Regions from separate parts of the Mus musculus genome. Here all the other regions are linked to region 4. A link is a loop called in an ENCODE intact Hi-C map of the cell type or tissue named here. Cell type or tissue: gastrocnemius. All regions are shown on one strand. Links, peaks and the distances in the headings refer to the core of each region. The heading gives the core; the rest is flanking DNA.

The links. Peaks named below come from ENCODE experiments on the same cell type or tissue, not always from the same donor. Only the 100,000 strongest peaks of a DNase experiment are listed, where the experiment ranks them.
Region 1: it touches region 4 in a loop (4-fold over the local background); 14 of 42 quality-filtered maps call a loop at or near these places.
Region 2: a loop joins it to region 4, with 6 times the contacts of the local background. A loop is called at or near these places in 18 of 42 quality-filtered maps.
Region 3: it touches region 4 in a loop (3-fold over the local background); 12 of 42 quality-filtered maps call a loop at or near these places.
Region 5: a loop joins it to region 4, with 4 times the contacts of the local background. A loop is called at or near these places in 12 of 42 quality-filtered maps.
Region 6: a loop joins it to region 4, with 3.0 times the contacts of the local background. A loop is called at or near these places in 10 of 42 quality-filtered maps.
Region 7: it touches region 4 in a loop (4-fold over the local background); 23 of 42 quality-filtered maps call a loop at or near these places.

The regions. Positions count from the first base shown.
Region 1 is chr17:78,296,276-78,300,653 of GRCm38, reverse strand. All of the region lies in intron 4 of Crim1 (cysteine rich transmembrane BMP regulator 1 (chordin like)), which reads right to left. Among named protein-coding and RNA genes, the nearest start is that of Gm41620, 17 kb to the right of the region's middle. In gastrocnemius, for the core only: a CTCF peak has its summit at 2,271 (motif pointing right); no DNase peak of the experiment used is centred there; H3K27ac peaks cover 337 bases.
Region 2 is chr17:78,453,241-78,457,618 of GRCm38, reverse strand. Gm32464 (a long non-coding RNA gene) reads left to right here. Exons shown (of 5, transcript XR_876967.1): 3 at 249-349; 4 at 540-695; 5 at 2,228-2,420. Among named protein-coding and RNA genes, the nearest start is that of Gm32464, 8.7 kb to the left of the region's middle. In gastrocnemius, for the core only: a CTCF peak has its summit at 2,308 (motif pointing right); a DNase peak (open chromatin) is centred at 2,311; H3K4me3 peaks cover 380 bases; H3K27ac peaks cover 821 bases.
Region 3 is chr17:78,601,957-78,606,334 of GRCm38, reverse strand. Vit (vitrin) reads right to left here. Exons shown (of 14, transcript NM_028813.2): 10 at 767-914. Among named protein-coding and RNA genes, the nearest start is that of Gm32573, 16 kb to the right of the region's middle. In gastrocnemius, for the core only: CTCF peaks have their summits at 1,696 (motif pointing left) and 2,269 (motif pointing right); DNase peaks (open chromatin) are centred at 1,701 and 2,260; H3K4me3 peaks cover 261 bases.
Region 4 is chr17:78,195,584-78,199,961 of GRCm38, reverse strand. Gm32282 (predicted gene, 32282) reads left to right here. Exons shown (of 2, transcript NR_168063.1): 1 at 1-368; 2 at 611-712. Among named protein-coding and RNA genes, the nearest start is that of Gm32282, 2.3 kb to the left of the region's middle. In gastrocnemius, for the core only: a CTCF peak has its summit at 2,650 (motif pointing left); DNase peaks (open chromatin) are centred at 918 and 2,664; H3K4me3 peaks cover 796 bases; H3K27ac peaks cover 1,446 bases.
Region 5 is chr17:78,362,968-78,367,345 of GRCm38, reverse strand. The region is part of intron 13 of Crim1 (cysteine rich transmembrane BMP regulator 1 (chordin like)); the gene reads right to left. Among named protein-coding and RNA genes, the nearest start is that of Gm52306, 30 kb to the right of the region's middle. In gastrocnemius, for the core only: a CTCF peak has its summit at 2,309; no DNase peak of the experiment used is centred there; H3K27ac peaks cover 90 bases.
Region 6 is chr17:78,368,432-78,372,809 of GRCm38, reverse strand. It overlaps Crim1 (cysteine rich transmembrane BMP regulator 1 (chordin like)), which reads right to left. Exons shown (of 17, transcript NM_015800.3): 15 at 2,693-2,815; 16 at 42-232. It also overlaps a transcript of Fez2 not described here. Among named protein-coding and RNA genes, the nearest start is that of Gm32336, 30 kb to the left of the region's middle. In gastrocnemius, for the core only: a CTCF peak has its summit at 2,152; a DNase peak (open chromatin) is centred at 4,117; H3K27ac peaks cover 668 bases.
Region 7 is chr17:78,432,946-78,437,323 of GRCm38, reverse strand. No RefSeq gene overlaps it. Among named protein-coding and RNA genes, the nearest start is that of Fez2, 17 kb to the right of the region's middle. In gastrocnemius, for the core only: a CTCF peak has its summit at 2,390; a DNase peak (open chromatin) is centred at 2,395; H3K27ac peaks cover 2,137 bases.

The DNA of each region.
Region 1 (4,378 bases), core at 215-4,214, 100 kb before region 4:
GCCTTGTAGCATAGAGTATGGTAATTCCGTAGTCCTCCATGCTCAAGTGCTTAGCCACTACAGTTTTAAGCGACATAGTCATATTGCTATGATCAGAGCTGGGCATATTTCTTACACAACTGTACAACTTAAATTCTTCATACTGAGGGGCCACACCTGATTCCTAGTACCTTGGTGCAGTTAAAACTGATGGCATCCTACAAGAGTAGCTAACTGTTTCTGCTGCATCTTCTAGATGCACGTTCTGCCTGGCGATAGGTTGGAGATAGTCATTCTTAAACACCCAAGAGCACACGTATGCCCCCAAAGTACTTCTTCTGGTGTTGTTCTCGAACATTCTAGTACCCCTTCTGTCTGAATACTTATGTGCACTTCTCGGCTGGACCCTCTCCTGGACTGTGGGAAGTCATAGCACATGGAACATCATGACTAACCTTGCCCTAGATCTACCACATTTCCCGGTGTCCACACGCCCCTATTAAAAAAGGGTAAAAGGTACCCATAAAAGCACCATGTAAATGAACTAAAAACTACTCAAAAAATGCTTAGCAAACTCACTTAGAAAAGGAAGCTCTTTTTTCTCTGACAATTTCCACTGAGATTAAATGGTTGATTGTAAGTAGGTTGGGGTGTTCTTGGCTCCTCTCCTCTTACCTACCCCCAGGTGCCAGCACACGCTTCCGACCTGGTGCCATCCTTTGACTTCTGATAAGAGTCCTCTGAACCTAAAATTAGCACTTTAAAAATGAATGAACTGAGGAAGGACTCTGAAAAGGCAAACATCTGGACTCAGACCTGAAATATCTTGCACACCTGTTGTAAGGCTCAGATCTCGCAAAAAAGTCTTAAAAAATTTTTTGGGGGGTCAGGTTGAAACGGACCCAATAGCAATTTCGTACATCTGAACACCATGCACGTGCGTCCTCTGCTCACAGGTCTCCCTCATTTGTCCAGGTAGCCATTAATACATCCCCTACCCCCAGTTTGCCCACACCATACAGATGTACATATTCCTGCTCTCTATGCTTTCCATGTGAAGAAGCGGGACTTTCTTTTGAGTCCCTTGGAGGAAGCGCTGAAGCATCCTGACTGACCTTTGTCCTCACCCTCTCCTTTGCTATCATTTCTTTACTCTTCTCCCTGCTAACCTTCCCCTCCCTCCTACCCCAAACCCTGGATAAGAGCAAGCAAGGCAAAAGAGAAAACAGATGGATTAAGAAACTAACATGAGACAGATGCTTAGCGTGGCTGATGTCATCACTCACCCCTCCCCAGTTTCCTGCGCTGCTTCCCTTTGCCCCAGCCAGGCCACACCCAGCTTACAGCTTTGTTCCTGCGCCCACCCCCACCTCCTTCCATTTATCAGTGTCTCGGAGAAGCACTCATCACCCAGAGCTTTTCCTATGCAATGCTCTCTCTCTGCCCTAGGCCAACTCTTGCTTCACTGTTTCTGCTGCTCGCTGCTAACTGCCTCCTGAGTGTTCTCTGTCTGGCCCGTGGGTCCAGCTGCCTTGTAGACATCAGCTCCTCTGAACACCTGGGCACACTCGTTTGGAACTCTGCTCACTGTGTGCTTTGGTCACATGCTCTTTTTGTGTATATAGGTAGTGCACAGAATGAGACATAATTGGAAGCGAAGAGAGATATTAGTTAGTTTAACAAACAGATAAGACAGCAAGGGAAATACAGGCAGAGGCCCTAGATGGTCAAATCAAACAAGTCCCCTCCGTACAGAGCAACCCAAGGATACTCTGAGCGTATGTCTCATCCTTATGGGATGAAAGTCACGTACACAGCACCTACCCTCCTGAAGTATAGAATCCTGTAACTATTTCTTCACCCTAAGCAAAACCGCTGCAGCCTTTGTCTCCCCTGTCTCCCCTGTCTCCAGCCCTGGCCATTACAAGTCTGTAAGATATGTCTCCTGCATATCTAACATGCCAACCTATTTTTTGGAATCCATATAAATGAGATCATAAAATAAGAAGGTTAAGGATATTTTGTTCTTTTGACATTTCAAAGAAGTGGTCATCTGTATAGGTAATTTGTCAGCAGAGGCGGGGGGTGGTGGGGGAGAGGCCTCTAATGCTATCCTTGATATTATGGTAATGATCAGTCAAAACGGCCATGATAGTAAGTTTCCGCACAATGTAATCATTGCTGCAGCTAGGTGGGGCTTGATTAAGAGGGGCGGCCCTATTTTTTTGCCTAGAGTAGTGGATTCTTGAGGGCCTAAGTGGAATGATGAAGAGCCCTTAGAAATCACATAAACCCCTAGAGGGCACTCACTTCCTGAGGAGGCTCCATCCCAGGCAGTGCAGAACCTCCCAGACACAGCTTCCTGTGTGTAAGCTTGGCCTCTGGTCTCTTGGAGCACAGTATTGGATGCTCTGCTCGCTCCCATTCTAGCACCAATGGCCAACCCGCCATTCACTGAATGCCCCAGCCAGCCCTAGCCTGTAGTTCATATGCCCAGCCATCCCTGCCTCTCCTTTCATCCCCACTGAGGACACACAGCCCTTAGGACCACATACCCAAAAGGATTTCTCCAGAATTAATTTTCCCTCCTCTGACGTTTAACAATAAATAGACAGGGTACCTGAGTCTTGGAGAGTACCTGCTTATTTTAAGAAATCACAATCATATTGATTCTCTTGTCAGTTTCCCCAGTGAATGAGGGGATGTCTTACGGAAGAAGAAAATGAGCAACAAATATATCCAGCAAAAAGCTGGAACCTACCCTTTCCCATTCATGGCTGTTAACTTAGAGCTTTGGAGACATGCGTTGGTTTTTGTTGTTGTTCTTGCTGTTTGTTTTAATATTCCTATTTTTATTTGTGTGTGTGTGTATGTGCGCACGCGCACACATGCTCATGCGGTTATGTGCATGTGTGCACGTGTGCACACATGTAAACTAGAGAACAACTTTTGGGAGTTAGTTCTCCCTGTCCTTCATGTGGTTCTGGGGACTTGAACGCAGGTCACTAGATCAGTGGCAGGCACCTTTACCTGCTGGGCCAGCCTCCTGGTCCTGCGTTGTTTTTCCACATTGGGAATGGGGAACTCAGAGGGGCAGGGTTTTTCAGATCACAATGTGAAAGAAAGACAGTGGGATTTGCCTACAGCACAGGCTCTGGGGTCCTGTGGCTAAGGACCAGCCAGGGAGGGACCGCTCCCATACATTTCCCCAGGCTCCATCACCCAGCCAGCACCCTTGTGCGTCTGTGTGCAGGGCTGGGTCGGGTGGATTAGTTTTGCTTCTCACTTGAGGACTACCAAGCGGCACTAGTTCTTAACCTTGTCACGGCAGGGACAGGCAGGGACAGCCGTTAGCGTGTGCTCGCCATCCCTTACAAAGGCTCCTTCTGCTCTGAATGGCATTTCTCAGGAATGAGGAAGAAGAGAGTGACTTACTGTACCCTTGGCACCCACCAGAACAATGTAAAACTATCAGCCACTGACTCCAGTTCCCAGGAGGTTGGTTTGCTCACCCAGGAAATAAGGTACAGGCTCAGAAGAAACATTCTTCTAACTTTGAAACTCTACTGCCACTATTATGACCCCCCTACCCCCACCCAATGCGGCCGCCTGATCAAGACTCTTTTCTATCGCGCCTCACTGGCAGATACCCAGTTCCTAAAGCCCAGCACACCTGCACCTGCTTACTTCTCTCCCTTCTTGCTGTCCTTCAATCCCGACTTTCAGAGCTGGGTCAGTGTGTCCCCGACCTCAACTTCCCCACAATTCTTGCTTTGCCTGGAGTGTAACAGCTGCAAACTTATATATTCTTTCTATACTCCGGGAGAAGAAATGGCGTGCTAAATGCTGGGGGTCTGGAATCATGGAGCAGCTGAGACCTGTTTTGAAAAACTACCCTGAAAAAAAAAATCAATGCTTGTCTGTCTGCTTACCAAGAATGAAGGGAGAAACTTTAAAGGACACTAAACAAGGGGAATATTACCATTGCAACTGTGGGGAGGGAGTCTTCCGCCACCCCACAGCCCTCTCTGCAAAGCGCAGGAGTGCCTCAGAGATGTGCCTTGTGGTGGGCACTAGCACACAAATAGCAAATATTATTCTAACATCCCTCCACTATAACATCTCTCCAGAGCGGGACACTGGAAGCTATATGCCATCTCAGGCCCATCTTCCCAACACAGACACTTATCTCTGCCCACGTCCTATAAGAAACACAAGTCCCAAGTTGTGAAGCATTCTAGAAAAAGAGTTCATCAAATTTTTTGGCTTCCCTCCACATCTGAAGACAGTGCCTGAGCCTTCGAAGCGGGAGAGGTGTCCCTATCTCCAACCAAAGTGGGACAAGGAGAGAAGAAGCATTTTTATACTTCATGCAGCAGTAAGGCTGCAGAGGCTGTTA
Region 2 (4,378 bases), core at 76-4,075, 260 kb before region 4:
GGAGTGTGTGTGATTATTGGGGGGGAGGCAGAGATGAATGCAGAGCCATGGGCATCCTTTGAGGCATCTATTGTCTTTACTCTGGATATGTGTTGCGGAGGTAGAATGGAGAGCCAGTTCCTATAGTAATTTTAATTTTAATTTTTGAGGACCCTCTGTAGTGGCTGTGTCAATCATATTCCCACCGGGTGGACAGAGGTTCCTGTTTCGCCGCAATCTCACCAACACTTGTCCTTCGTGCCTTTCAGACAATAGCTGTCCTAATAGACGTGAGGCGTGTCTCACTGGAGAAACTGTAACACTTCCCACAGGAACAAACCTGGATATTTTTATACCCTTGAGCTGACCTGTGAGTACCAGATTGACTGTGGTCTGGGTGATGACTAAGTTCTCGCTTTTATCTTGGGTTAAAGCATGGGTATCTTGTGTGGATCACAGAGACTCAAACTTTTATGCAGTATCATTGTGTCCCACTCTCAGTAGACGTTGCTGTGGCACAGGCCACACAAAGACAATGACTTCAACTAATTGTTACACAGTTTGCTCTTACAAAAGCTGTGCCAGCCTACACTCAGTTCAAGATTAGCTGGATAACCGGCCAACCTGCATCTTCCATTTCCCAGCCACTGAGCAGTTGGCAAGACAAAGGGAGACCCAGGATCAAGCTGGAAGCCCATCCTACGGATGCTGTCAAGGTACAATCCACTTCTCACTTCAAAAGAAATAAGAGCTCCTTTATCCTGGAGCCAAATATGAGTGGCTGTGGATTAGGAGCACGGATCCTTGTAACCCCAAATGATATATTCCAATATGGAAACAATTTCATGACATTTTTATAGATGCAGAACAGTCATAAATCAAGACTTTTTTTTTTCAAATACGAGTATAGAAACTTGCCCTTCATCTTTGATGCTGGGGAAAGAGCCGCTGGCCTGCATTCCAGAAGGTTTTACCTGATAACCAGGGGATGTTAAGTCAGACCCAGAAGTGGGTAATTTATGGCTATAAAGGGGCGTGAAAACAGCTGCAAATAGTTTGGCTCTGGACCTGCAACATTCCAACTCTCCTAAATCGCAAAGTTCTTATCAAGCCGACTTACAGACTCTTTACCAGGGGTATTTCCCAGTTCAAGAAAGCCGAGTTCACAAACACTTCAGCTTTTTTGCTTCCTGTCCACTTCGGTAAACACAGCAAGGCCTTGCTGCGGAGGAGATTGGGAGTATAGTCCTTAGAATTCCAGAAAGTCTGCAATTGCAACATTGTGACTAGATTTCACCACAGTTGGTAGTTTCTTCCACCAGGAGTCACTTAGTGCCCCCGAGGTTGGTTTTCCTCTTTCCCATGGTGTGCTTTATATTAATTGAAATTTTGTTTTATTTTCATTTTTTTTTTCCTTTTTGAAATTCAAGATTCACGTTCCTGGGGGAGGTTTGGGCTTTCTGTGCCATTATCATGTCCCCTGGGCATTGCAAAACCTACTCACTTCCTCCTGCATGAGAAAATCCATGCCTGGTAATAGGACTGATTCAGAAAGCGAGACCGTGCCTCTGCATTTATCTGTATCCTACAGTTCATTTTCCAAGATCCCATTCCCTCTCTCAAAGTCAAAGTCAGACCCATCAACCCGGTTGTGCAGAGTGGCATCAGCAACTTTTTCTGGCTCCCAGTGTCTTTTACTTTTTAGCTCTTTACAGTGCAAAAGTTACTATTAGCGTTTGTGCTGTAGAAAACAGGCAGCTGTCATGGATTCGGTACATATGTCATGGTTTGCTGTCTCCTGTGGTAGACAGTGAGCTATTATTGTGGGTCCGTATGTTTTTTTTTCTGAACGCTAAGGAGGGAGAAGTTGTACCAGATGGTGGATATCAGGGAACTCCAAGGAGCCTCTTGCTCCATCTGAGCGACACCAGCGGCTCTGTGACCCTGGTGCAGGAGTGCGCGCTGTTTTACACTGAGTATGGGAGACAAAAATTATACTAATTTACCAAATTAGTATTTCTGATAGGATCGAAGCTGAAGGGTGCTCCACAGACATGTCAGGGCATTTTAAAAGTGCCATAAACATCTGTTCACTTAAGCTTGCCTCTGTTGAAGAATACCTATGGCACTGTAACAGCTAAGAAAGTCCGTGACTTAGAAATGATTCCCGTTCCTAAATTGAAAGTACCTGTGGGTCTCACTACCTTTCGTTGCTCATTACATCATTCCTTCCGTGATTAATCCATAGGTACTGGTTACCCACCATGTACCAAAGAGGGTACTCGACGCCAGGGACATGTGTTAATGAATCACTGTCCGTCCTGTCCAGCAGGGGGAGCCCGAGGACTAGAGGCGGTAACAGCCAAACCTACGCCTAAGACAACATGGCAGGTGCTGCTGTGTTATGGAGAACTACAATAAAAGAAAGGATTTGTTGTTGCTGTTGTTGTTGATGACATTAAACCTAAAATTTAGATATTCTTTGAAGGCACTAGAACGGTGGTAAAATCTCCAAAATAAATGGTAAGTAGACCAGAGGAGGCAGCATCTTAGACATTTAATGTCACAGGTATCCAGAGATTAGGAACCCAGGCCCAGCTGGCTGGAGGAGAGGCAGGCTAGTGAGCCCAGGAGATATGAGGTCTTAATTCATTATAAGGGCTTTGGATTATATTTTGAATGTGCCGAAGCTTCTGGAAGGTTTGGAGCAAAGGAGAGTTAGTCTCTGACTTTGATTTTAGGGACCCATTTCTAATCGCCTGGAAGAGAGCGCAGTAAGGCAGAGACAGCACCAGGAACAAGCCGGAGGCCGTAATTGTTCAAGGGACAGTTGTCAGTGGTGGGACAGAGAGAAGGCAACTGTTTGCACCTGGCTCCACAGGCTACCAGTAAGTCTGCCTTTAATTGTATCCATTTTCTGATCCTGGAGGGATCCAGTGTCATCTAATTGTCTATTTGAGGGTAGGTGCTGTTAGGCAAAGCCTCTTACAATGGAAAACACAGGCTAATTAAACTAGGATTTATTGTATAGCCTACTTTTATATCTCGAAATCTTGACAGAGCCTTGTTATTATCACTAATAAAGAGCCCTGGCTATAAATTAGGGTGACTTCATGAGGCAGCACTTCCTTTAATATTGAAGAGTTGATAGGCTCTATTTAGAGCTGAGTTATGTAGCACACTAATCTTTCAGCGGCGGCGAGCTTTCCAATGCTCCGCTGACGTCACCGGATTGCCTGCTTGCAACAGGAATGAACACAAACACACTCGACTGAATACCCAACACAGCGAGGCCACAGCTGCACCTCCCAAATCTAAGCTTGAGACGGAGCCCCAGTCAGTTGCGGGGAACGAGAGCCGAGCGGTGGATCTCAGCTCTTAAAATGAATACATTCAGAGTAAGTCAGGAGCCGCCAAACCTCTACGCCCACAATTGCCAACTTCTTCCCTAGGGGAGGGTTTAGTGGCAGAATAAAAGAGCTTATTACACCTTCTCTGTAACCTATCTCTTGGCCACCTTTTGAGCTTCATGTCAACACTAAGCTTGGATTTTTCCCCCTCCCCAACATTTATTAAATTCACTTGTTAGTTGATTTTTTTAAAAAAAATATTAGCTTCTTTTAAGTATAAAGGGATTTTTAAAATCAGAACAAATGGGTCCCCTTGTCAAGACTAATCTTGTATCTTCTCATAGTTACAACCTACAAAGAAAAGCAGGCAGACTTAAATTACTTTATAGTGTAATTAATTTTCACGCACACATCCACAGACTCATGCAACTACTATCCAGATAGAGAAATAACATATTTATAGAATTCCAGATAGTTCTACTCCCTACTAACCAATACTGGGAATCATACTGACCCCTCTGTCCATGGTTTTCCCATTTTTAAACTCCATACAAATAGACTCACATCACACATAATTACTCTGTCTCGACACCATACTTGATAGTGTGTGTGTGTGTGTGTGTGTGTGTGTGTGTGTGTGTGTGTGTGTGTGTAAATTCGTGAATGTGGTGACAGCCGCAAAGGTTCACATTTCTCAGCTACTTAGCATTGTGTTGTGTGACCATGCTACAGCTTATTTATCCACCGATGGACCTCAGAGTCTCTAGCTTTGGGCTGTGGGTAAAGTTGCCATGAACTTTCTCATGCATGCGCTTGGTGCACAAAAGCACTTGTTATGATGAATTGCTGCAGCAGAAGGTCTGTGTGTGCTGACTGTGTGTGTTTCTGTGTATTTCTGTGTGTGTGTGTGTGTTAAGCTTTCTATTATTGGGCAAGGAATAATTGGGGTCAGAAAGACAAAACACGTGCGACTGATGTGATAGAATGCTTAATTGAATTACTCAAAATTGTTTGGTTATTTTCACTCTTTTCTAAAAGCAGTGAAGAAT
Region 3 (4,378 bases), core at 211-4,210, 410 kb before region 4:
TGGATCAGACTGCCTGTTTGAAATGTGCCTACAAATGGAGATGTATGCGCGTTTTGTCCTTTTGATCATGATTTGTCATATCTGGGTTCTTTTGTAGGGAGAAACACACCCATATCTGAACTAAGATTGCTTTATTATTCCGAATTACAGAAAACAAGCTTGGGGTTGGAATGTTGCTATGGCCCCAGAAGCCCTACCCTTAGTGAAATAACCACACAGACTAGGACCCGTCATCTCAGTGCTCAGCCAACTGGTGGAGCCCCCCCTTCTGTGTCCTGGGGCTTCCCAGCCACTGTGGACTTCATCCATATACTTCAGAAAGGCCAAGGTTGTTTGGGGGGAAAGAGACTGTGCAACCTAAAGCCCTGCGGCCACTAGCATCTTCCCCAGGTCTCCCAAACAAATGTCCTCACAGTCAAGGCTAAAGGGAATTTAGCTTTCTTTGTCTAGAGATAAAGAAACTGGCGATAGCCTAACCAGTTTACTCACGACTTGGCAGTACCTTTAATCCCCACCAACGAATACTGTCTATAGCAATCATGGGAGTGCAATGGCATTCACTTCAAGCATGTAGTACAAACCTCTTCTTCCCTTTGGGAAGGCTCCTATGTCCTCGACGGCAGCTGGGTTGCATCCTTTTTTTTTTTTTTTTTTTTTTTTTTTTACATTTGCATTAGAGAAGAGAATGAAATCAGTCCTTCAGGACACATTGTGGCTTGCAGCTAGGGGCGCAGGGATAGCCGGGCTCAGCACGAGCTGCACTTACCCGTACTGAACAACACCCACGAGGGGACCGGCAGGGCCGATGTCAAGAGCCTGGACGACGTCCGCTAGGAACTGCTTCTGGATCCGGAAGCGGCGCTTGCCGATGCTGGTGCTCCCATCAATTAAGAAGGACAAGTCAATTTTGCAGTCTGAGGGACAGAAAAGCATTCTGTGATTTGGCCTGACTCTGAGTGCTCCTACCTAACCATCTTGTCTCCCACTCAGGGGAATATAAAAAAAAAATGAATTAAATGATATATTTTAGCTGTTTTCACATATATGGGCAATAATTATATGTAATATAAATTCACCGGTATGAATTAAACTATATATATATGAATATATATATTATATAAGTTAAATTATATATAGCTTATATATAACTTAATTTATAAGTTACACACACTAACAGACTAGCAATAACTAGTAACAAAGAAGAATAATTATGACAATATACTATAATAACTAATAAAACCTTGAGGGTTATTTATTTCTAGAATTTTCCATTTACTATTTTTAGATCGCAATTGATGACGGGTAATCAAAACCGCAGAAAACAAAAACCAGGGGTAAGGTGGATCTGCCGTGCAGGAGGGACAGTAAGAGCTGAGGGAGGGATGGTGGGGCTGAAGGCTAGCTTCAACCTTTCAATGAATGCTACACGGCTAGCAAATCCGTGTTGGATATCGTCCTCTGTAGTGGTACCCCGAACGACTAAGTATGGGAAAACTGACTGTTCACTGCGGGGCTGAGGCACTTATTGGAGTCCATATAGCCTTAACATTAATTTAAAAAATGAAGAATGGATTGTTGCATTAATGCTTTTGGCAGACAAGAGTATTTCAGAAAGGGAGTATTTCAAGGGAGACAGGAGAGTAAGGAATTTTGAGCGACAGCATCCAAGAACACCCAGTGGCCAGCACCCCCTTGTGGGCATGGGCGGAACTGCACACATGTCCCTAAACTGCAGGGCTTCTTTGGGGCTGGTGTTGCCTGTCCTCCATTAACAAAAAGCCCTATAGGCAAGGAAGGGGGCTGTTGAAAGTACTAAATGTTTCTGAGTTGACAAAGTTTGAAGCGAAATTGGTTAGAAGTAATTATTGAGGAGTGGTGACGCAGATTCGTGGATGGAGAAAAAGTTGAACTTGAGAACGGGCTGAAACGGCTTACTGAAAACAGAGGAGGTTTGGAGGAGACCACAGGGATGCTTGTCTGCCTCAACGCCATCTTCAGAAAATCTCAGAGCTTTTTATCCCAAGTCTACAAGTGCCTTCTAGCCTTCCCTGTCCAGCTGGCTTTCTCCCATAGTGCCTACATCCAAGCATAACCCCTGAGATGAAGATTTCAGGAAATTAGCGAAATCCAAGTGTGGTTTAAAGAGTCCACTAAAGTCAGAGATGAAGCGGAAGACAGGGAGAACTGCTCTAAGGCCTCTCTCTAATGGTCAACACTTGTTTTTCTAGGCCTTGCTTTGCAACGTGAATTATAGCCAGCAGGTGGCAGTAGTGTTCTTCAGGGTTTTCGGTCCACCAACCTCAACGGGGTGTGGGAAATACGGACTCCCGGGATCCACTCAAATATAGAAAATCAGATTTGCCTTTAAATATGACCCCTAAGTTTGAGAAGCACTCCTGGACAAAGGTTTTCCTTCTAAACGCCAGCAGATTAGTTCAATATTGCCTTTTAAGATAGAGGAAAATCGATTCTAGGAGGGGATAACGGGGTTTCCCCTTTTCATTTATTTTCAGCGATAACAGTACATGGATTCAGTAGCATCCGTTTGGGTTCCTCAAGGACACTTTGCTCATTTTTTACATCTTGAACTATGTTCAGGAACAACATGTTCAGTTTTGAAGCAAGCAATTTATCCGCTTAGCTCTCTTGGCTCCCTGGCCTGATTGCTGACAGAAGTCTCCTTTGTTACCCTTCCCAGGATCTTTTTTTTTTTTTTTTTTCTTTTCATCGTTGGAACCAAACACAAGGCCTTGTTGCACTTCCTAGGCCAACACTCTATTACTGAGCAAAAGCCCCTGCCTCTAAACTCCCAGGACATCTTAATGACTTAGGCTTCTATCTCATGGCACATACAGGCTAAGACCCAGTGGGTTTCTTCTGTGGAAAGACAGAAAGACTGATGTGAGATTGACGTCAGTATTAATGGGTGGAATCGGGCCAGTAGGAGTTCAGTATTGGTGTCTTATTTACGGCCACAAGAAAGGTTCCGGATGAAGACGAAAGGTCAGATGTGTGGTGTCTCAAGGAATCGACACGCTGCTAATAATTCTGTGCTACCGCTCTCTGCAATGTAGTTCTATAGATAAACTCATGCTTTGGGCTATAGAACGCACCAGGTCCATGTTTTGTAACTTTGGATGATAGCTATCAGAGGCACGCCCAGGTCACAGGTGTTAGAAAGTTCCCACAAAATAACCCGCGAGCCACTCTCAAGGACCACTGGTAACTATGGCTGCAGGATCAGTCAGTGGGTCTGGGATGGAGGCTCTTGTTTCTACCTTTGTTTCAGCTGCCTAGTGGCAGCTTTAGGTCGATTTGTAGGTGCTCTCTTTGGTATGTTGGAAGAGACTACACTTCTCCGCCTTCCCTCTCTCCCCAGTCCCTCCTCTGATACTCGCAGGCGTTTTCTCCCCTGCCTAGCGAGGCTCATCATATGTGCGCCTTCTGTTTGGTTTCAACCTTATCTACATTCCATTTACCAGATACATAATAGAGTCTCTGCTTTGAACCACACAGTTCATCTTCCAACTCTAAATGTTTTTAAGGCATTTTAATACCCATTTAACATTCTTTCTTCTCTTTAATTTGACGAAGAAAGACAGAATATGTATAGTCACTGTCATCTTCCTCCCCGACTCTGAATTTCAGACTGAAGCGTCCCATCTCGTCCAAGTTTTAGATCTTGCTATTGGGCTGAATATCTCACGGCAAATGACAGGCATAGACAGCCTTCCTGTCCCCAACCCTGGTCCGACCTGTGTTCCTCACCACAGTGACATTTATCTAGTCACACAAGTCATTTTTTTTTTTACAGTATGAATTAGATCTATGCGTTTACCGAGTGTGTGTGTGGGAGGGCATGACGATGTCACGGCGCAGCGTGTAGATCAGAGGAAGCCCCGGAGCACCGTGGGTGGAACCCAGGCCGTTAGGCTTTGCAACAAAAGCCTTTGCCAGCCAAGTGGCCTCCAGATGTCATCTTTAACTGTCCTGTCTCCTGCCCCACTCCAAACTTATAGATTCTTCCTCTTCTATCTTTCTTGACTCTACCAGTTTCTCTAATTTCTGGTTAACTCCAAGGCCTGGCTTTTCTGACTCCCATGGTACTCCACCCCTGACGATCAGCCCGTCAATCCTTTTCATCCACCCTTCCTGCCCCCACATCTCTTCCCAGTCTTCGCCCTGTTGCCATGGTGACTTACAAAACCAAAAAAAAAAAACCCAAAAAACCCTTGATCCTCTACCCCTCATACATATACTTTAAATCCTTCAAAAGCTCTCCATTCTCCTTAGAACAAAGTGTCAGAAGGTAGAAGCTCAATAGCTGTGCGGTAGGAGAGAGGTGGGTCTGAGTGAAAGTCAGTACGCAGAGGAGAGG
Region 4 (4,378 bases), core at 168-4,167:
CGCGAGCGCGCTGCGGCCGGGGATCTGAGACAGTCGTAGCGACGCGAGCCCCCGCCGGCACCGGGCCACGAGGGCTAGCTTTGGAGCACCGGGGGCGGGACGGCTGCACCTCCGGGTGGTAGTTTTGAGTTCAGAGAGTGGCGGGGATCCTAGCCGGAGCTGTTGCTGCAGCCTAGGCTGGGCACTGGCCGGATCGAACCCCAGGAAAGGGAAGCGAACGCGTGGAATTTCCGCAAACTGGACGAGAATCCATCTTCCACTCGAGCTGGGAATAGACTTTGTAAAAGATATTATGTAATGGAGTCTTGGAAACCTGGAGACATCTCCAGGGAAACTGCTGGTGGGGTTGAATGCTTTAAATGGTCTAGGTAAATATTCTGAGCTGGGACAATGTTGGGGAGGGCTGCAGCTTGAATTTTAATGATCCACCTTCTGTATGTCTGTGTGGAGGTGCTGTATCATGGGAGGGGTGACTGGAAAGTAACAGAGCTTAATCCTCTCTGGAGTAAGGCTCAACACTAGATTACAAGTCTTGACATGACGCTAGGCTGGAAGAGCCTAGGCATCCTTACATGCCACCTGACTGTGCCGTTTTGTTTTGTTTTTTCAGGCTCGCGAGCTAAAGAGGCGTGTTTCCCTTTTCTTCCTCCCATTTTTCTTTCCTAAAAGATTTATCACGAATGTATTAATAAAGAAGATGGGTGGTAATATATTCTTTGTGGCGAGACATGAAACAACTGGAGAGGAGCTGTGCACATGTGGAGGATTTCTCCTCAATGATTTCAGAGATTCTCCCAGTGATAGCTCTGATCCCTCATCAGGAGAGAACCAGTGGCCCCGTCGATGTTTTCTCCGTGCCCCCTTACAGGAGTATAAATAAAACAGCCCAAGGAGGGAGGGGGGAGTGATTTGAATCATTATGTAAAACCCGCCTGGTGTTGGAGCAGGTGTGAAGTGGGCTTGGCTGCCTGTGCATGGTCTTGCTGCAGATAGGTGGCAGCTAGTTAGATCAGGAGCATCATGACTAATGAGCCAAAAGTTAATGGCACCAGTACAAGGAGAAAGGACACAAAGATGCCTTTGGAATTTTGTTTGTGGGACAGATTCATATTTCTGCAGAATATTATGGTTTATCTGTGGTAGTCATCATCATCAACAACAACAACAAAAAAGCCAAAGCCACCAGTGTAATATTCCCCTCTCCATCCCATTAGAAAACTATATACATTTATACTGAAGAGAGGAAATGTCTCGTTAATTATACTGATTGTTGGGGAAGGAGGGCTTAGGGAACCGTCAATATTGGAAAGGGGAGAACACCCCATTTTCTTGGGGCTTATAAGCTGCTGTTGAGGTGACGATTCTCCAGGCATTTGTGACACATTTTACATGGCCCTCTCTAAAAGGTCCTCGTACCCTGAAGCCCTATAAAAGTAAAGGGTGAAGTCATTTACAACTTGCTAGGTTTTCTTTTAGCAAAACCAAATATTGAAACACATAATAAATGTTCGTGTCTTGTTGCCCAACGAGGCACTAGTACTTCATAGTGGGATTTGCCAACAAACTGTCATCACTGGACCTTGTTAAAACATCCCTTCCAACCCCTGCAGAGGTTATCTGAACTTCTGTTCGAATGCAAGAATAAAGACTTTATTAAAAACATAAGCAGATAATGTTGTTAGACTCGGGAAAAGTCAAGGTCAGGAGAGAGAGAAGAGGCAGAAGTGCAAAGACAACACAGCTTGAGAGAGTGACCTCACCCTGTCTAAAGCACCATTCTTTGTGCTTTTTCCTTTTAGGGCAATACATTAAGAATTGGGAAATACCACAGATCTGGGAATAGACAAGCAACAAGATGGAGGCCTCTACCCATCCTTCTTGAGACTTTATAGTTAGAAAAACTTAGATAAATAAGTACAAGGTAAGAAAAATTAACAGGCTTAGAAAATACTAGCTCAAGAGAATGTAGACTCTATGTTTGCCATAGAGTTAAGTCATAGAAGAAAATAGGAATCTTGAGTACAGTAATTAGTGGCAAGGCTCTACCCGATTCTCCGAGACCCGTACGTGACCCGTACGTGAGCTAGGAGCTCAGTTAAAACATTTCTTTTCAGGAATCCAGCAAGATGTGAGGTGCCCACGAGCTGAGGCAATGCTAATCCATAAGGGATCCTGCTGTCTTTAAGGAAGGGGGTAGTTCAGCTTAGCATGATAGCTATTGGGTGCTGAGTGATAGAATAGGCTGGGAAAGGTTACATGGGCCCTAAAAGACACTTGAAAATGTAAGAATCAGAGCTTACATGAATGTGGTCTAATGTCTCTTTCTCTGAGCATATTCCCTTATTCTACAATAGTTCAAGTGCCTTTGGTTGTAGTGTTGATCTCCTTATAACACAACTATTAAGCAGCTCCAACCTCACTCAGTCAGCCCATTGGAGGGAGGCATGCTTAGGACAGGCATGAGTGGAAAAGGAGAGTTACATGCGAAAGGACACTTGGATATTTTCTCTGACCCATCGGGAGTCTTAGTAAACATCTCTAAACAAAGCAGATGACAGGCGTGTGGCTCAGTAACCTGAAGAAGTGGAGGGAGGACAGCAAAAGGAGGGAGACTTTCTGAAGGCCATCTGGAGGGAAGAGACAGTCCGCCCTCTATTGGCCACTGGGCAGGTTGGATCAGAGCGGGGATTCACTGTGAAAAGCAAAGTGCCAACTGGGGCCCAGCAACAGCAAGTGGGACAGGGAGTGCAGTAGACAGAAAGAATATGGGAGACTCGGAGCCTGATGCAGTGTCTCCCAAGCTTTCCTACTGGAGTCACATTCTCTGGGATGGTCACGCTGTTTATGTGTCCCTGAAGTGAAAAACAAAACAAAACAAAACAAAACAAAACAAGACAAGACAAAACAAAAACGAAGACATTATCTTTTGAGTAAGATGTATTATTAGAGTAGAGCGATACAAGGGACAAAAAAATCTTTTGTCTTATAAAAAAAAATGTTGCATCCATATCACAGGAAGCCATGACGACAACAACAGGAACGAATCCTTTTATCTGAGTCCTCCCGTCTCCCTAAGCCCTAGCAAGCTTTACTGTATAAGGATGCTCACCAAGTCTAGGATCAGATAATTTCAGAGGTAGAGATAAAGTCCTAGATTGAAGGCTCACTCACCTACTTTTCCACTCTAGATCTGATGTCTGGGCCATGCTGTCACCGTCCAGTACATCACGTTTAAGGGAGTCCTTGTCTTATCTGCTTTGCCAGTGAATAACAGCTGCTTCCGAGGCACTAACTGGGTAGCAAGACCTGTGCACCGAACACGACCTCTTTTGAAGGTTCTGCCAGAGCCTTGCTCTTTCTTTGTACCAGTTTAAACAGTTGCGTGTGCACTACAAAGCCGTTCTCTCCTCTGTAGAGTGGAGACAAGAACACCAACTTCCCAGAGAATACTATCAGGAAGTGCACATTCTCCTATGTTGCTTTTATTGGGAGAAGCTCACTGAATGCATTTCCAACTATTCAGCCTGAGATGGTGACTCATCCAGCCATGGCTCCAGGGACTGGAAATGTGGCCACAGGGGTGGAAAGGGAATAAAGCAGACAGACAGACACACACGAAAGCTGGGACCAGGCAGACTGCGCTCTCTGATGGAGTAGCTGCAGCTCCTTGGAAGCTTGGGCCGTAAATATGAGGGCTGCTTTGACATCCCTCTGAGCTTCATCTGGGTCTGAGGCCTTGGTCTTTGACATGGCTATGATCCATGTCAACAACACAACAGTCACTCAGGTCTTAACTCTCTCCCAACACGTGGGCATCCTACCTGTCTAATTTTTGTCACATGTAACCATAGGACACTTGTCTGCCTTTTGTTTGCTCCTTTGGCTTTTCTTGGGATGGCCTCTTAGATCTGCTTTGGCAGTCAGCATTAGTGTTGGGTTTCAGGTTTTTGTGACAGTTTCTCATCTTGAATGTATTTAAATGTCAGTAACTAATGATCATGGGAAAAGGAAGAGCTAACACTTTTTATTTTATGTGCATGGGTGCTTTTGCCTCCACGTGTGTCTGTCCATCTTTTGCGTGCTTGAATCCTCTAGAAGAGCAGCCATTGTCCTTAACCACAGAGCCACATCTCCAGCTCCATAGCTAACATTTCTAAAGCCAGTATGTTCAGCACTTCGTAGAGGTTGATTTCATTCGACCACACAATCCTCTAGCAGTCTAAAGCTGGGCCTCACATTCCTCTGGGGGAATGGCTTAAATTGTCTTCATCTTATAAGTGAGAAGTTTTCGTCTTGGAAGGCTGTGTTTATGGATATCAGGTTTGGGCTGCATACCTGTTTTGCCTGAAAAGCCTGTCTCTTTAACTGTTTCCTGAGG
Region 5 (4,378 bases), core at 92-4,091, 170 kb before region 4:
GACAGCCTTGAGAACTGTCCTCGTCATCCCTTCAAGGGATGTTGCATGGTTTCTCACCAACAAGGCCATTTCTACCTCCAACTCAATTTTACTTCATCTAACCCACTCCCCTCTCAACACCAGCAGATTAGAGAATGAACTACATTTACATATATTTATTTTACTTAGAAGTTTAGATCATCTCTTGCCGCCCTCATATGCCAACCTTTCCCTTGCAAGTTTCCTTCTCCTCTTATCTGATTCATGGCAATCCCATTTAACAGCTCGTCTGTCTAGAGTCTGGGGCTTAAGACTGGGGCTCTGAGCAGGTCTAACGATCAACAATTCAGCAGTAAGGCAGAGACAGGCTGGTCCAAAGAGAAGCCCTGCAACCAGGCCAGTGACTAGCTGGATGACAGACACCTTCATATCTGGGACAAATTTGTGCGCGGAGTCTAAAGACTGCACCGCAAAAGTCGATAGGAAAATGGAGCGCTCAGGGCTTGGTGTGTTTCCTGGGAGGGCCCCGAAGCTGCTACGTTCACTGGACAGACACAAAGCACAGGGAACAGGACACTGAAGCAGAGGAATAGAACCTGTGTCATGGATTAGAAGGCGTAACCCTCACCCTCAAGATTTTCTCCTCTACTGTTTTATTACTGCTGCCTAGAGCTCACCAGGGCAAGTTTTGGTAGAATGAGAAACACACTTTTCTGGCATCTTCTAAAATGTTGTTTAGCTCTATCAGTCCGTGTTCCACACTATGTGTCTTGCCGAATCATCCATTAAGCTAACAACTCATTTGAGGGCTTTCAAACCAAACGGGACACAAGTGCTTGCTAATATGGAATCCTTAAAGGGTGGGGGGGGGAGGGTACTTAAATTAAGATATCTAAAACATATGTGGGAAGTAGGCTGGGAAGAGTTATTTGGTGTCCTTAACTCAGGAAGTATTCTGACGTCGTCATCATGAAGGCTAGTTTAGGTCACTGAATCTGGAGTCTACTCTGCAGCGACCTTGTAAGGAAGGAAGGAAGCAATCCTGAAGAGAACAGCGCTGCTGCCTGTGCAGTATATAAATCATGAACTAGCTCCAATGATGGAGCAACAGCATGAACCAAACTGTGTGAGAAAGGGGAAGGAGAAGGCTCAACTCCTTGCCCCAACTTGGCTGTCACCCTTCCTGCATCTTATGCCGGTGGCACCTCTGCCAGTACTCTTCTGAAGGAAGGGTGTGAGGCACTGAGACAGAAGGCTGGAGACTGTGCAAAGCGGTTCAACTCGAGACCAAGCACTAAGCTCTACTGTCTTAGGGTCTCAGCACGGAAACTCATTACACCTTAAGATATTTCATAAATCAATGCCCCTCATGCTCACAGAGTAAGATTAGCTTCCAAAGCGAGGTTGCGATGTTAGGGATGGTAATTATGCGTTCAGCATCATGAGGGCATCCACATATTTAAGAAACACTGACCAAGTAGCCGCGAAAAGTGTGGTGGGGGTGGGGGTCCCACACCGATGCCCAGCTCAGTAACCACTGTGTGAAGTAAACACAGGCGGACAGTATGGAGGGCAGAAGACAGGTCTGCTGGGTAAGAGAGAATTCTCCCAGGACTGCACACTCGGCCTGTCCTGTAAGCAGTAAAGAGGACGTTTAGCAGCTAAGGGAATGTACCTCAGAAGGAAAGGGAGGCGTATCAGGGTGTCTGGTGCGTGTGCCCGCATCCATTGGAGATAACCTCTGGAACGGATAACTAAGGATTCTGAATGTCAGCGGAGACCTTTAGATCCTTCCTATGCAGATGGCGACGGGCCCTCTTAGTTTACTTCAGAAGGAAACTGAAATCCGCCTACATGGAAGCCCTCACGAGCCAAGGCAGCAGGGGTATAGTGTCCAAGGGGGTTTAGGCAGAAAGGAAGGGTGAGGCTTGCGGGGGGGGGGTGTTCTATGAAATAGCAATTGGGATACAGATGGGAAGGTGGAGCATAAGGAATCACCCTCCTGCTTTAAGTAGTGAACAGTTAGTGGACTTCCGAGGGGCTCAGGTCAGGCTTTAGCAAGGAGTCTCTGATACTCCCGTGGATCTTCCTCACCCCCGGGATGGATCTGTAAACTCTCAGAAACAGAACCCTCGACACTCTCCCTCTCCCATACACTTAGGCTGCCGCGCACACACAGGAGCATATGGGAGGACGACACTCATACTCAAGAGTGGTGCTCCGAGGGGCACTCCCCCACTCAGAAGGACAAAATCAACAGACTAAGGAAAGTGCAGGCAGCGACAACGATCCACTGTTGAACGACAGCGTCACCCAGTGCTCATTCAGCAGCTGGACGAGACCACAGTGGAGTCCAGAAGGACAGTTACAAAATGATACCAGAGAAAGAACGAGCACTCTGAATACTTAGAAGGCGATGGGCTCGGGCAGGGGACTTTGGGCCACAGAATAGGTGAAGAAACTAAAGTCTCGTGCGCTTTGTCACCCAAATAGTGGAACCCATTATGCTAGCAACCCACGGAGAGACCCGGGCTCGCAGTCCCTCAGAGACAGAGTCAGAGTTTCTGACCCGCTAAGGAATGTGCAGCCCCTGGGGAACTGCCCACACATGTGAGCTGACTGCTACCAGACCAGTTGTTTATCATGGTTCCCCTGAAACTCTACTCATCCCTGAAGACCCTAAAAGCAAGTCACGTTCAGCTTCAGTTCATCTGCAAATGACTTCATTCAGATTTGAGATCAGATTTGAAAAACTGTGTGTGAAGATGTTTAGGGCATAGCAGATGCCAGCCGGCAGGCAGACACTTCTTGTGTTGGCTCCGATGTGCACTGGCTTCCTTCAGAAACTCTGAGGCCACCCCATACACTCAGTGCCCAGCAAAAGCTAAGCTGGTGCTGGACTTGAGGTGGGTCAGAATTAGTGTATGGCAGGGTGTGCAGAGAGCCTGACTCAAGACTCTTAGTTGAGCCCCATGTCAAAGACACCATTCCTGGTCTTGCTTGAGAAGTCTACCTGAACCAAAGTACCAAAACCTTTCATTGCAACGAAATATGTTTCTCTAAATAGGGTATTAAGAACCAAGCCATACTGTGCTAATAGTGAATTTTCATGTGAAGCAAGCAGATGTGACTCTTGCTTTCAAGACAGTCCCAATTTACCAGGGCAGGTGCCATCTGGCCCAGGAAATAGTAAGATAGATTTTGGTTAATGAGTCTTCCTAGAAATATTTTTGCTTTTTACTCGGTTTCTCTTGAGAAGTTAGTGACTTCGGTAGAGGCTGACACAGTATAGAGCAGATGTTGGTTGCTAGATGGACCACAGGTTTAAGAAACCTTCAGAATGGAAAAACAGGGGCGAGTCTATGCAACTTGAAGGTGTTTGTAATGAATTACGAGTCACTGAAGTTTTCTTGTACTTAGCCTAAGTGAGATTACGAAAAAGCCACTCAAAGCACCTAGCCTGGTGAGGAATGCAGACCTAGGGACCGAGTTTCAATGTAACTACTGGGTGTACACGCTATCTGTTTCTTCCCAAATGCCACCGCATTGCTCTGCTTATGCACACAATGACATCATGTGCTTCGGCTATTCAATACCTTGCTTGGATTATTTGTAACTTCCACTTACTGGATGACTGCTATGTGCCAGGCACCAAGATGAGTATTTCACATGAGTCAGTCAGTTCCATTTGATCTCCACAGCTCAGTGGACACAGTGATTGTTTCAATCCTACAGAAAATCGAGGCCCGTGGAAGTCAAGTCACTCATCTAAGCTGAGGACAGGAAGTCGGGGTGGGACAGGAACCAGCGCGGGCATGGTTCTCCAACCCACACATGCCTTCTTGCCTACCAACAGAATGACGACAGGAGAACGTTCCAAGGAAAACATCAGGGACAGCACCGATACAAAAAAAAACATTTCCTTTTAAAACCAATACACTAGGGATTAAACATCCCATGAGCACGATCCGGAAGACACTGCCTTAGCATCAGACAGCTCTGGGCTTTTCCACTGGCAATGGCATCAGGGGCCAATGCTTTAAATATTCAGGCGAGACAGTCACTATTTCAATGGTTATACCTTGATTTGATAAGCTATGGCATTTTACTTCCTCATCAGGGGCCCCTTGTCTGACCTTATCAGATTCAATCTGAAATGGCCTCTTTCAGGTAATTGTTTTGTTTTTTGGACACTGTCAATATGGTGAACATGGTGGGCTATCTTATGGTGGGGATAGGTTTGCCACAATGGTTACATGACAGAGGCTGTTTAAGTCACAGAATCTCTCTCTCTCTCTCTCTCTCTCTCTCTCTCTCTCTCTCTCCCCTCTGTATGCAAATTCAAGCAACAGTATCTTGTACAGCCCAGGAGCACGTAACAAATATCCAGTGCCCTTTC
Region 6 (4,378 bases), core at 168-4,167, 170 kb before region 4:
GAGGAAGCTCACTTAGTTATCACTCATCACTCATCATTCACCTTGGTTGGTGTCCGGTACCAGCACAGCAGTGGTACCCACTGCTTCTTCTGGTTGATGAGTAGGAAAGCTATTATGATGGACAGGCATATTATTATGGGGACCACAACGGAGACAATGGAGTCCAGTGATGAGTCTTCGCCTGGATGCAGCCTGTTATTATCTCTGTAATCTACCTGGAGGTGACCCATATCTAGGAGAGAAGAAACAAGCACTTGGTACTCCAACCAGAATTTCAGAGGATTATTTTAATTACACGGCAAATGGAGATCAGCAGCTTGCTTTTACTACTTCCTGGTATTCTGGGCTAAAAACATGATTAGGGTCTAATGTTGAGCCAAAGAGAGCTCTTAGAGAGTAAAGGACTTAGAGGGTAAATAGGATTAAGGGAAAACTTGCAACAAAAATTAAAAAACGAGGGTAAGAATGTTACTGATTGGCCAAGAAGATATTTCCTGCAGCTAATTAGGAAATTATAAAACTTTGGATAGATTTTAAAGTGATTAAAATTAGACAACTTTAACATGTTTGTTACTAACATTAAAATATCTCAATACAATGAATATATATTATGTATTATAATGGGAATATATATATATATATATATAATTAGCGTGCACGTGTATGTTAAGATTTTTGGAGGGCAGCAGCTTTGTTCTCTACTTACAGAGACCAGAACAAAGTATGTAGGAGAAGCTAGGTTTAATTAGATCAGACATGAGACAATTGAGTTGATAGGCTAGTTTGATAAGTTTTAAGCAAAAATGCTTATGTTTAATAAATTTATTGAAAAATACTTTTATCTTGCCTTAATGAGCCATAGCAGAAGCACAAGGGGAACAATAGTTCTTAAGAAAGAGTATCTTTCTATTCTTTTAAATTTTTTTTTAGGCTGGTGAGATGGCTCAGCTGGTGGAGTGTGGACAAGCCTGATGACCTAAGCTGGGTCCCCAGAATCCACATAAATGTGGCAGGAGAAAACCGAGTCTCAAAGTTCTCCTTTGACCTCTGCATGCACACACCATACCACAAACCCAAAATAGTAATGTTACAAAAATACTCTAAAGATGAACTTGCAAAGCTGGAGGCGTAACAACTCAGCACTAGTGATTGCCTGCTGCGCCCAAAGACCTCGGTTTGACCTCTGGTACTGCAAAAACCAAAGCACAAGTGATACCGAAAAGAGATATGGGAAAGGTACTACTCTCTGTCGCTTTAATGTTATTTTCTTTCAAATCAACCATTCCAGGCAGGTATCGGGGCCAGCGAGTGAACGACAGAGGCCATACTGATTGTCCTGGAAACTCAGCTTACAAATCACAGCTCTGTGGTGTTAGGGCCGTGGATCCTAAGCTGTGTGAACACAGAGAGGAGGGAAAGGCTGGGAAGGAACACCTCTCAAGTCAGCCGGTCCAGTCGGTAACATTCAATAGAAAGAGAAAAATGAAGGAAAACACCTACAACAAAAATACTTCATCGATGGATTAGGTTTTAAATACAAAACAACTAAAAGAAATACTGTTTTCCCATACTCCAAGTGATACCAGGACTGGGTCTCTGTGGCATCTTTGAAGGTTGGGCAGTCAATTAAGGAAAATCCTAGTGAGGAACTGACAGCTCTTCTTTACAAACTTACATCTTTCTATTCTGTTAGGATGCTAAATAACATCATGAAAAGTTAACTTCGAGCTTTCCTGGACTCCAAGAAAACACCAGAGATAAAAATCATCAACATGACCTACACCGTTCAGATCAAAACGAAATGAATTACCAAGAAGAAGTGTTTATTTTCTGCTCGTGGACTTTAACAGCTGCTATGTGATGCACAGGTCCCCAGCAGACTACAGCTGGGGAGGCTGTTCTGGTGCCTGGAGCTCAAAGTCTCCAACAAGGGCACATACACTGACCACGCCTACTGTGTGTCCAGTCAGAGCTGGAATCCTGGGTATAGGAGTTTGGGTCTGTGGTCATCTGGCTTGATCCAAAGATAATGTTTATAATGTCTAAAGTAACAAGATCATTAATCTCTCACACAATACACATCACTCCTTCCAAAAGAAATATAAAAACTGCACAATGATGTTGAAAGCATGTTTGGAGTCAAGAGGAGGCAGTATTGAGCCAGGGCTTAGCATGAATTTAGCCTCTAGTCTCCTTTAAGGGAAGTGGTGACAGAAGTTAACCAGGCTTTGCTCATAGCTAACAAGAAACAAACTCACCTGTTTATAGTGTATACAACTGAAAGGAAGAAAGGAATGAAATAACTCTGTAGAAATCGGCTCTGTAATAAACTTCAAACTCTCATGAGGTGACAACCCAGAAGAGGGATGCTGCCTGCCCAAGGGGCGGTGAGATGCTTCGTTCCTCTGCCACGTTCCTACATGTGCATGTCACATCGGGCTCTTCTGACTAGGAATATATCCATCCCCCTCATCACTAAGCATCTGAGTCTACAGGACCAGCAAGGCACATTTACCCAGTGCTCTACACAGGACACTGAGGTGTTTAATAGATTTCAACCATGGTCTTCCCCAGACGGGTTAATGCACTTTCACGAGGCATTCGAAAATATAGCATTTTTTTTTTTTTAAAATCGGGAATAAACAAAGCAGATCACAAGACAGGACAGCTCTCAAGTGACGTCAGTGTTTACCTCTAGGGAGATGGATGATGTCATTTTCACTTGGGGTGGGCCACATGGGGACCTCCAGGTCAATCTCGCCACGATGATTTTTCTTCTCAATGGGTACATTGGTTGGCTCTGGCACATACATTTCTAAAAGAAGAAAGCGTTTCAGCTGAGAGACGATGGGAAAGAGAGCTGCTTATTGTTGGTGTTAATGTACTCTATCCAATCAGGGCCTTCAATTCAATGCCATTGGACTGGGAGGTGAACGACTCGCTCTCCCCATTTCCATGGCTCACTCCCGTAACCAGTAGCTGGCTTTAATGGTGAGAAAGCATTTACCACAGTGTCGGAAGGAACAGACTTCCCTAGGAACAGACTTCCCTACTCGACCAGCTGTTTCTTGTGTCAGATGTGGCCTTCATAGTTCTGTGTGCATCACAGTGACACTGGCATCTGTCTCCATATTTGGTTCTTCAAGTACACCCCCGCCCCCATCAATCTCCCTAAGACATGACCTGGTTATTCATGTGATACATCTGCTCAAAATTAGCCCTCCTTACCCCTTCAAAGGTCAAATATAAACTCATTAGACATCCAAGGCCCTAGACATCTTGGCCACCATTTATGTTTTGCACCTGCTTCTAGAACTCATTTGCCCTAGGGTCACTGGCTTGACCTCTCCTATTTTGGGGTCTTTGGATAGAAGACTTCTTCATTCCAACTAAGAGAGACCATTCAACCTTTAAATCCTTCCTCAAACCCTTCTGTGAAGCATTCCAGGGCCATGGCTGCTTCACTGGGAAACTGGCCTTAGGCGCTTTGCCCGCATGGCCTGGACGAAGAGTTGTAAGGCTGCTGTCACCCACCCCTTGTCTGGAATACTGCGACCGTTCTGGCTGTGATGGTTAAAATAAAATTGGTTTTGCCCCCAATTTCTGGTAGGTGATCAGTTGAGGAGAGACTGGGAGAGCGAACAGAGGAGGAACACTGGGAACAAGGGAAGAAGACAAGAGTCGGTGACCCTGAAGCCAGGTGCAGAACGCTTCAGGGAGGAAGGTCCAAGCAGCAGCAAGGGTCCTTATCCCCCAAGCATGACGAGAGCTGGAAAGGACTTGACCGTTTACGGTAGCTAGTTCTCAGAAGTGCTCAGATAGCGCTATGTGCATAAGACCCAACGAAAGACCAGCAAAATTCAGGTAAGCACTGTCTAGCTGCCCCATTTTAAAGTATCACAGTCCAGCGGTATTTTTAAATTGACACGGATCCCAGATCATTGTCCTATACACAACCAAGATCCATGGACACGATGCTGCAAGGGGGACAGGAGCCTCAAGGTGAGCATGAAAAGGCTCCTGGTTCACTGTGGGCCTCGCTTGGAGTGAGAGCCTATGTGTGGTCCAGGCTGCCTGGGGAGTCTCTGGTGTGCACGGGATCCGATTGGGATCACTGCCCAGAGGCTGTCCCGGTGAAGGCTAAGGCCCTGCAGTTCTGGGATTAAGGCAGGGGATAAAGGAGCTGTTTTGGCAGGAGGCACAGGGATAGGAAAGTAGAGGATGGCGGGGGCGGGAGGGGGGCACAGGGGGAGAGGGGTCTGGGCAGCTGTGGGGACTGTGGGGGTTTGAAAGCGAGAGGTTGACTAAGGCAGCTGATGTGAGGGAGAAGGACTGGAGGAGACATGACAGAGGGTGTGCTCTGTGGTTACCTAACGCG
Region 7 (4,378 bases), core at 166-4,165, 240 kb before region 4:
CAGAGCTGAGGTAGGCCAAGCCAGATCTGAAGGTCTAAATATCTAGCCAGGGCCTGCAGAAACGGACGTGCATCCCTGCGCCAGAGAGACTTGTCTGAAAGCTAGTGCTGGGCTTTTTAGTGGTTTCTATGGATCAGAAGTCATCTGGAGAAAAGCGTAGACACTTTCTACAGTGGATCAATGGAAAAGATATTGTCTTAGGAGTTTTATTGATGTGGTAGGACACATCAGTAACTTGGGGAGTAACTGTAAGTAACTTGGGGAGGAAAGGGTTTCTTTCTGTCACCGTAGGACTCTCAGGTCACACTCTGTCATCCCTGGAGCTCATGACAGGAAGTCTAAGGCCAGAGCTGGGTTGTGGTGAAACTCTGCTTACTGCATTGCTAGCTCATGGTTCGCTCTGCCTTTTCATAGTACCTTGGTCCAACAGCCCACAGCATGCCTTTTTTTTTTAAAAAATAAGATTTGTTTATTTATGTATATGAGTGCTCTATTTGCATGTATTCCTGCATAACAGAAGAGGGCAACAGATCCCATTACAGATGGTTGCCAGCTACCATGTGGTTGCTGGGAATTGAACTCAGGACCTCTGGAAGAGAAGCCAGTGCTCTTAACTGCTGAGCCATCTCTCCAGCCCCAGCCTGCCTTCTTATAGCACCCAGATCAGGAGTAGCTCCACCCCTATGGAGGTGGGACCCACTCCCATCAATCATCAATCTAGAAAATGCCCTAAAGGCTTACCCCACAGACCAATCTACTGGGAACATGTCCTCCACTGAGGTTCCCTATTCTAAAATGACTCTAGCTTGTATCAAGTTGACATCCAACTAGCTAGCACAGCCACTCCATGCTCACTAACAAACCTCACATCTTCTGTTGGGTCTTAAGGAGTAGAGTAGTGTTCCATTTTTAACTCTGTATGTCTAAATCCTGTTACAAGCAGGTTAAAGTTTTGACAGCTTTGTGGAGATTTAGGCAATCGTGGTACTGGAACCCCATTGTTCCTCTCAAGCTGCCTCGAGTCCTCAACTCCCGCCTTTTCCTAGAATAGACAGGATTTGATGTTGGAGGGAGACAGTGCTGTGTAGTTCAGTATGGAGGGCAGAGAGTGGAACATGGAAATTGCTTTAGAAGGAAGTTTTGCTGATTCTTGGAGCCCCTCCTGGATGGCAGTGCCTGAGGCTACTCCTTCACTTGCTTTAGTGGGGAGTCAAATCCCATGAGGAGGAAGGAGACAAAGTAGAAAGGGGGTCGCAGATAGAGAGTGGGTTAGAAAGCTGACCACGGCAGGTGGCAAGAGAAGCTGATAGCTCACTCGTACAGGATGCCTGCAGAGAGACACTACAGAGTGATCGCATCTCCCTTCCTGAGTTCCAAGGTTATCGTCTGGCCTCCTGTCCAGTTGACCAACACTTGCTCCATAGGCTTTGACTCCTCCACACTTCCAGGTTGCATCATCTGGTCCCTGCATCAGCTGTGGGAGAGGCTAGATCTAAGACAGCAGCTGAAGCATCTGTGGCATAAGCCAGGATCTTCAGGACAAGTCAGTGAGTGGGTGTGGGGTGAGTGGCCCTTCCCACATCCCTGCCTGAAACTTGCAGCGCTGGAAGTTTGGCCAGTGGGTTCTGTAGCATCGTTTAGCTAGAAACCCACAGCTTCTTGTGCACCTAGAGCAAGTGATATGTTCAAGTCGATGCTGGTGTGGCCATGCCCTGCAGGTGTGCGAATGAAGTCAGCATTCCATCCCTCTGCAGCTACAAGACAGTACAAGCCCTCAGCTAGAAGGTAAATCATGTTGGATCTGGGATGGCTCATTATTTACCTGTTTCTAACTATACTGAAATAACTAATACCATTGAGCAACTACCATGCAGAGTTCTTATATAATTTATATATGAATTTATTTAATAGATTCTGTTTTGCATTCTCTTCCCATGTAGCTATCCAGGGAGAGTGGTTTCCCATCTCATTCAACGTACTTCAAGAGTGGTTTTCCCTGCCAGCAACATAATCTATAATCTGTGTGCATAATCACTTATTTCACTTTCCTACGTGAAGGAACGCATTGGTTATTTGTAATTGCCTTCATAAGTCAATGTCTGTCTGTCAGGTTTGGCTCATCTATGTTGTTAAAACAAACAACCCCCAGATCTCAATGGTTTAAAATAACAGACTTATTTTTCACTTGCATAAGGGGTTAGCAAGAGATCTCTGCTTATCATCTTCACACTGGAACTGAGTCTAGCAGAACAGCTGCCATCTCAAATGTCACTGGTCACTGTGCCAGAGGGAAAATATAGCTCCTAAGACAGTCACATTGGCAATGCAATACATCCTGGAAGGAATGCACACCTCTCCTGAGCTTGTTGGTCAGATCTGGTTGCAAAGCCTCACCCAACCACAAGGGGGCCAGGGAGGAACTGGAGGACCAGGCAGGGCAGGTGTTAATCACGGGGGCATCCTTAAAAACATCTTTGAACATGAATAGTTCCTTTTGCTGTACCTTCCCCAAATGTTTTATAAGGCATGTATACAATGAACAGACATACATGTAGGTAAATCACACATACAGTAATTAAGTAATTTTAGAAACTTTTATAGGAAAAAATTGAAATAGACAGTAAGTAACCCACTTTTTAATGTCATTGATGCACACACTGGAGTTTTATATTTGGGCTCTCAGACCCCTACTTTCACCATGGAGTCAGTTGTGCTAAGGTTTCAGGACCTATTAAGGTCTAGGGCTCAGTTACAAATGGCCCACAGTAGTAATGGAATAAAAAATTAGCATTATTCTCGTTTTGGACTGTTGTTGGCTACCTGGGAACCCTGTTTGTTATAGCTTCATGTTTTAAAATATTGTGTATTCCCGCCTGTCAGGATCTGTCATTTGTCTATAAATGTTGTATTGTTCAGGTTTTCTTTGTCCATAAATGTGGCAAATACTTGAAAAAAATTAAATGATGAAAGATTTATTAGGTTCATGGTTTAGGACAGTGAATCTCAGTCTTGTTTGTTTGTTTGTTTGTTTGTTTGCTTATACATCTGCAGTTTCCCTTCCCACCTCTCCTCCCAGTCCCCTCTACCCCGTCATCCACACCCACTTCATTACTCTTCAGAAAAGAACAGACCTATCACGGATCTCAACCAGCCATGGCATATCAAGTTGCAGTAAGACTAGACACCTCCTCTCATATTAAGGCTGGACAAGGAAGCCCAGTAGGAGGAGAAGGCTCCCGAGGCAGGCAGCAGAGGCAGAGACAACCTCCTCTTCCACTGTTAGGAGTCCCACAAGGAGACCGAGATATACCACTGTAATGGAGAGATATATGCAGAGATATACATGCATACATGTAACATACAATCAGTCCCAGAGAGCCCTAGGTCAGGCACCCTGGTTAGTGGTTCAGTCTCTGTGAGCCCCTATGGGCCCAGGTTAGTTGATTCTATAGGTTTTCTTGTAGTGTCTTTGAACCCTCTGGTGCCTATAATCCAGGATTCCCAGAGCTCTACCTAATGCTTGGCTGTGGGTCTCTACATTCGTTTCCATCCGTTGCTGGATAAAGCCACTCTGATAACAAGTGAGCTAGGCGCCCATCTATGAGTGTAGCAGAATATTAGGAATCATTTCATTGACTTTCTCTTGCCATTTGTTTTGGTTCTATCCTGGGCCTCCAGGCAGTGTCAGGGGTGGGACCCTTCTCATGGCATGGAACTCAAGCTGGACCAGTCATTCGTTGGTCACCCACCACAATTTCTGCACCACCTTTACCCCAGCACATCTTGCAAGCAGGAAAAATGGTAGATCAGAGGTTTGGGGGTTGGGTTGGTTTCTTAATCCCTCTTTTGGAAGTCTTAGCTGATTACAGGAGATGTAACTGGTCAGGATATGTATCCCTCATTGTTAGGAGTCTTAACTAGGATCACCCTTATAGGTTCCTGGGAGTTTCCATTGCCCTAGGTTTCTAGCTCATCCCAGAGATGTTGTTTTCCCCAGTACTCTCTCCATCCTGTCCATCTCCATCCCATCTCATGGTCTAGTCTATTCCATTTCCCCTCCTCAGTGAGATTCGTGTGTCCCCTCTGAGCCCTCCTTGTTACTTAGCTTCTCTGGGTCTGTGGGCTGTAGAATGGTTATCCTGTACTTTACGACTAACATACACTTGAAAGTGAGTACATACTATACCACAGGAGCTAATCATCCTTGAAGAAGGCCACCAAAAGACTGGGAAAGGATTTTAAAATCTGATAGGGGACTAATATCCAATATATACAAAGATCTCAAGAAGCTGGACTCCGAAAATTCAAGTAACCCCATTAAAAATGGGGTACAGAGCTAAACAAAGAATTCTCAACTGAGGAATACCAAGTGGCTGAG